2 separate regions of the Mus musculus genome follow, and region 1 is linked to region 2. A link is a contact called in ENCODE Hi-C or POLR2A ChIA-PET data. All regions are on one chromosome and are shown on one strand. The core of a region is the stretch at or near the end of the contact, and the rest is flanking DNA. Distances in the headings are between cores, read along the strand shown.

What was found. A loop is a pair of places that touch in the nucleus more often than their neighbours do. ChIA-PET counts read pairs that join two places held with the same protein, here RNA polymerase II (POLR2A).
Region 1: a map of heart shows a loop between it and region 2 (8-fold over the local background). The contact joins the promoter of Mapk8ip3 here to the promoter of Nme3 in region 2. A Hi-C loop is called at or near these places in 2 of 37 maps with a recorded cell type or tissue (adrenal gland and heart). POLR2A ChIA-PET finds 5 or more read pairs at or near these places in 3 of 5 experiments (Patski and embryonic stem cell).

Annotation. Positions count from the first base shown.
Region 1 is chr17:24,935,682-24,938,585 of GRCm38, reverse strand. It overlaps Mapk8ip3 (mitogen-activated protein kinase 8 interacting protein 3), which reads left to right and starts at 1,609. Exons shown (of 33, transcript NM_001163449.1): 1 at 1,609-2,049. The coding sequence starts at 1,732.
Region 2 is chr17:24,895,199-24,898,109 of GRCm38, reverse strand. It overlaps Nme3 (NME/NM23 nucleoside diphosphate kinase 3), which reads right to left and starts at 1,610. Exons shown (of 5, transcript NM_019730.2): 1 at 1,551-1,610; 2 at 1,352-1,482; 3 at 1,157-1,258; 4 at 970-1,082; 5 at 579-896. The coding sequence starts at 1,596. The coding sequence ends at 779. It overlaps Mrps34 (mitochondrial ribosomal protein S34), which reads right to left. Exons shown (of 3, transcript NM_023260.2): 1 at 2,622-2,911; 2 at 2,406-2,448; 3 at 1,821-2,322. The coding sequence ends at 2,030. It overlaps Mapk8ip3 (mitogen-activated protein kinase 8 interacting protein 3), which reads left to right. Exons shown (of 33, transcript NM_001163449.1): 33 at 1-604.

The DNA.
Region 1 (2,904 bases), core at 360-2,859, 40 kb before region 2:
ACTGCAGTATGCCCCTTCTCGTCAGCCTGTTTTCCTAGTTGGTTGATAATATAATACGTAGGCTCAGTTTTGCAGGCTTGAAAAATTAAATCAGTATCAAAATTCAGGCAACCTGAAAATGTTGTGGGGTGTTCACCGTGGAAGAATGCTCTGACATAGTTTTAAGCCAATAGGAAAGTCTTTATTAGCTGGCTGGTGAGTACACTGGGTGTTTAGGATCTCAAACAAGAAAGGCCTTGAGCCTTTCTCAGGATGAGCTTTTAAGGGCAAAGCCATGTTCTGGGTTGGCATGCTTCAGTTAACAAGAACAGTTAGTCAGAGGCAGAACTACAGAAGCCAAAAAGCAAAGTTAGGAATTTAGAGACTTTCTCAGAACTATCCACACTGAGGGATTGGGTCTGTTTTCATTCTTTTGGCAGGTGGTGCTATCTACATGCCGAGTTTTACAGCCTGAATTGGACTTCCATCATGGAGTGAGTTGTGCTAAGGTCTGAGGCATGTTACAAAACAATCTCTTAGAGTAGGTATTTATCTATGTGTTTGGAAAGATGAGGGAAGTATAGCCCCAGGTAATGGTGTATACTGAATGGCAGAAGCCAGGCATACCAAGTTCCAGGTCAGCCAGTGCTACACAGTAAGACTTTGCATATGAAATTGTGAGGAATGTTTTAAGTGCTCTGGACTTCAGCTACAAGAAGGACTGTGTTGGTTAAGAGTAAGATCTGGTGGCTTGCAGTTGAGAGTACTTGCTCTTAGAGGGGAGGACCTCTGTTCAGTTCTGGCCATCCATATGGCTGCTCACAACTGACCTTCTTAACTCCAATTCAGATGCCCTCTTCTGGCCTTCACAGACACCAGGAATGTGTGTGATGCACAAGTCTACATACAACCAAACACATACACATAAAATAACAAGTAACTTTTTTTTTTAAGAGGATGTGAATCTGAGCTGCCTTGGAAGGCTTTGGGGACCGGGAAAACCACGTAAGCAAGAAAGTAGTTCAAGGGCAGGAAAGATGGCTCAGTGGTTAAGAGCACTGGTTGTTCCAGAAGACCTAGGTTCAATTCCCAGCAACCACATGTTGGGTCACAACCATCTACAATGGGTTCTGATGCCCTCTTCTGGTGTGTCTGAAGAGAGCAACGGTGAATACATTAAATAAATTTAAAAAAAAAAAAAAAGAAAGAGGAAAAAAAAGCAAGTAGTTCAAAGTCAGGTTCATGGTGTCCCCAGCAAATGAACACATATAGATCGACTCGCTTTATATTTCTGTCTCAAAAGTACCGCCACACATAAGGATTTTAGAACCTGGTGTCCTGTGCAAAATGAAGCACTGCATGGAACTAAGCAACCAGCAGAGCGGGAAACAACCAGAAACAGGGCAAGCGACACATGTCGCGTGAACGTTGAGGGTGGCCAGAGTATGTATGACAAAGGTCTGAAGACAAACAGGACAGAGATAGAGAAGCATCCAGGTCACTCCAATCAGACTGAGCTACGTCCTCAAGAGCCACCAGCAACGCAGCCGGAAACGTTCCTTTAGCGTCAAGGCGCTCGGGGCGGAACTGGATGGGGCTCCACCCCCGCAGCCAGGCGGGACTTCCGGCAAGGGAGTGACGGGCGCGGCCTGGGCGGCGGCACGTCCTAAGGTAGCGGCTGCCTGAGGTGACAGCGGCCCGTGGATTCGGGCCCCGGAACGAGCCGCGCTGGCGGCGGCGGCGGTAGCCGCGATGATGGAGATCCAGATGGACGAGGGAGGAGGAGTGGTGGTGTACCAAGACGACTACTGCTCGGGCTCGGTCATGTCGGAGCGTGTGTCGGGCCTGGCGGGCTCCATCTACCGCGAGTTCGAGCGCCTCATTCACTGCTATGACGAGGAGGTGGTCAAGGAGCTCATGCCGCTGGTGGTGAACGTGCTGGAGAACCTTGACTCGGTGCTGAGCGAGAACCAGGAGCACGAGGTGGAGCTGGAGCTCCTACGCGAGGACAACGAGCAGCTGCTCACGCAATACGAGCGCGAGAAGGCGCTGCGCAAACAGGCCGAGGAGGTGCGTGGGCCCCGGCCGCCGCGGAGAGGGACGGTGAGGGACGGTGTGGGTAGCGTGGAGCAGCCAGCTCGGCTCAGCCGGCAGTATGCTGCTGATGCTGATGCTGATGCCGATGCTGCTGGGAGTGCCACTTTCTCCATCCAATTGGGACCTAGAGCACAGCCTGTGCAGAGTCCGGGAGACATGGGCCCCCATTCCTGCTGTCCTCTGACCTTGGCTGCCGCCTGCTGGCTCTGGGTTTTATTCCTTCCCGTCTTTGGAGCAAGTTGCCCTAGAATCACAAAGCCCAGAATTCTACAATTCTAGAAATAAATGCTCTTCGGTTTATGATGGGAAGTGCCTTCTTATATGAGGTTAAATTCCATTTAAGTGAAGTTGACTTGACACAGTCTTAGAGACTACTATTGAAATTAAGAGTCGATCTTGATATTTTGGCTTCTTATTAAGTTAGTGGCCCTGCATCACAGCTAGGATAAAAGCTTTGCTTATCTTGAATCATTCATACTTTCCATGGTTTGCCTTTTGATTGTCAAGATTTTGCTGTGAATGCATGGGCACCACATAACTGGCTTAATCAAGTTCTCTACATATGGGGGGATTCAAAAGCCTCAAAGGATGTGAGGAGGGCTTGGGTGACCTCAGAAACAGGGAACTGGCTCCAGAAACTGTCTGGGCTAGATCAAGGTCACACACTGACCACAGACAAAAGGACAGGCCAAGTAACAGGGTAGACCTTGGCAACAGCTTAAGCCTTACCTTCTGGGTTCATATTGCTGCCTAGTGGGGCAGTACCCTAGAAGTCTGCAGTGTTTGGTCCTTCTAGACCTGCCCTGGAGTTGTCTTGTGCCTGATACC
Region 2 (2,911 bases), core at 361-2,860:
GAGTCAGTCCTAGGATGCAGGCTTAGCCTCAGGTTAATGGAGGATGGTGTGCTCCAAGGGCCTGCCTCCTGCACAGGGCTCCAAGGAGCCCAGCTCCCAGACACGTACTAAGTGCCTAGGGTTGCCGGCTGTGGCCTGCTCCCTTGGAGAGCAGCTGACAAGAGGCTTCCAGGCAGAGGCCAGAAGAGCTGAGGACCAGCCAGGATGGGCACAGTTCTAAGCAAGTGTGTGGGAGCAGGTGCTGCCCTGGCTCTGGCCTTGCTCGTCAGGGGCACTGAGTCAGTTGGCCTCTACTGCACGCTTCCTACCAGAGAAGCACAGATCCAGGGGCACTGCCCCTGAGCCTGTCTGGCCACAACAAGCTGCAGCAGTGTGCAGCTGCAGGCTTCTCCCCACCACCCTGCCACCTCTCCACTGTGATGTATGTCCCTTGTCTGTTCCCACATGAGTGTGACGTGACCAGGGTTAGTTGGGAGGGTGCAACTGGAGGGAAGGGGCCAGTGCAACTTTCCTCAGGCTTTGGCCTTGCAAGTGAACTCACATATCTGCTCTGTATGTAATAAATGTCTTAACACTACTTTTGTCTTGAAACTTCACCAGCGCACAAGGGTTTTCTGCAGTTTTATTATGAAAGGCAACAAGGGGTGGGAGTGGTTGTCCCTGGACCGACTAGGTTGGGTTGACCTGCACTCACACAGCACTGTTACTGATGCTGAGCTCTGTGAAGATCACAGAAGACCAACAACCTCCAGATTGGTAATGCTGACTGCAATAACATCTACTCATATAGCCAATGTCCGGCGCTGTCCTCCCAGCACAGAAGCTCGGCCTCACGGAACCAAAGAGCGATTTCTCTGTGAGCACTTTCCACCGAGTCGCTGCCATGAATTACATTCCTGTGCGGGAATGGCAAGTGAGCAGGGGGAGGGAGAAGGATGAGGGGTGGCCAGGGAAGATGGTAAGACTTACTTGCCAACCTCCATGCAGAAATCCCCACGGATCGTACCGGGCATGGCGTCCCCTGGGTCAGTGGCCCCTATGAGGGCTCGCGAAGCATGCACGACATCCAGCCCTTGCCACACCTGTAGGGGCTACTGTCAGCAAGATGAGAGCTCCCAAGGCCTTGCTCTCCCCTTGCAGGTCATCGGAAACTTACCATGGCCACCACGGGGCCAGAACTCATGTATTTAACCAGTCGGCTGTAGAAGGGTTTCTCGCGCAGCTCGACATAATGCTCCCGCAGTAGCTCTTCGGAGGCCTACGGGGAGGAGTAGCGACCTATACCAGGGCCCCAACCCTAGACCGTCCCGATTCCCTTCCCGGATCCACCTGCTCCTTTGTGCGCCCACACCTGCACTAGCTTCAGTGCCACCAGCTTGAAGCCCTTCCTCTCAAAGCGACGCACGATCTCGCCCACCAGCCGCCGCTGCACGCCGTCGGGCTTCACTGCCAAGAACGTGCGCTCGTTCACGCCGCTGTAGGCTGCGGGAGTACTGGCTTCAGGCATGCCCCACCGGGCGACCCCCGCCCGGCCCCGCCCGGGTGCTCACCTGAGGGGAAGAGGTTAGCAAAGATGGTCAGCACCAGACAGATCATGGCGGCGGATGGGGCGGGCCAAGCGGCAAGGGGGCGGGGCCTCCCTTAAAGGACCTCTTGGCGCGGGCTCTCCTGGGGCTCTGCAATCCCAGCACATTTGAGCCCAAAGCGCAGTCTCGGCGCCCAAGTCCTGCCTGAGTGTGCGGGAGCACCTGCTGCTCTGCTCCATACCGCCACCTTTCCTCCCTTGTCCTGCGGTACACATGTAATGAAACCACAACACAGGCTGTTTCCTGGCGTTTATTTCCAGACCGAGGAATCAGAGAGGGGCCCGCCTGAAAATGACACCAAGCAGCCTGTCATCTGCCCCATTATTCATTGCCTGATGTGTCAGGGCTGTAGGATATAACTCGCCACCGAAGTGAAGATCTAGCACAGTCAAAGGCACTCGTCCATCAAATGACTCACAGGACCTCTCTGCCAGTCCTGGCAGTTAGACTGGGGTGCCCTTGGCCCTCCCTTTCGTCTCCTGTTTTGCAGGGTAGTCCCAGGGGCGCATTCGAGTCCTCTCCAGGTTCAGGAGCGGCTCCTGGACGCTGGTATCCCCGTTTTTCTGCCGTTCAGCGAGGATCATGGCTCGCAGCAGAGGTGGATAGGGGACAGAATTCAATCTGTCCTCTGGTTTCGCAGTGAACGCAGTGAAGGCCTCCTCCTCGTGCTTGGGTACCAAACGCCAATCGTGGTACATGACTTGCTCGATTTCCCGAGCCGTATCCTCACTCTTCCCTGAAGGAAAGAAGACAAGCTGACTGCCTGCTGGCTGGATGATATGAGAACCATCCCCGGCTCCAACCAGCATCCAGCCTTACCTTTGAAAGTCAGGATGCCCCAGGCCCTCCCGTGGTCCAAGTTCTGCAGAACAAGAGGGAGGATTGTCAACATGCAGCCCCTGCCACTAAGTTACGTGGGTAAGGGAGACATACATGCCCAGGTGGCTCAGAGTGGGTGAAACCAGCCGATGTATAGTCCAGGGTGGGCAAAATGAAAGTGGAAACAAGAATGGGCAGTACAGGAAGCTAGCGCACCTGCGCCGTGTAGTCGGGCCTCACACGCGTGAGGCGCCAGTAGCATGGCTCGTCGTGCTGCCACAGCCAGGACTTGCGGGTAACCAGACGGCCCAGGCCGAACAAGGGGAGGCGGGCGAGCAGCTGTAGGAGGCGGCTCTCGCGACGCACGTCGGCCCAGGCGCGTACCGGCAGCCGGCGACCGGAGTGCGGCCGGGTCAGCGTCTCGTAGTCTAGGGCGTAGAGCTGCGAATCTCGCGGCTGGTTCCGCTGCTCGCGCAAGGCGCGCACGCGGCGAGCCAGCTCAGCGA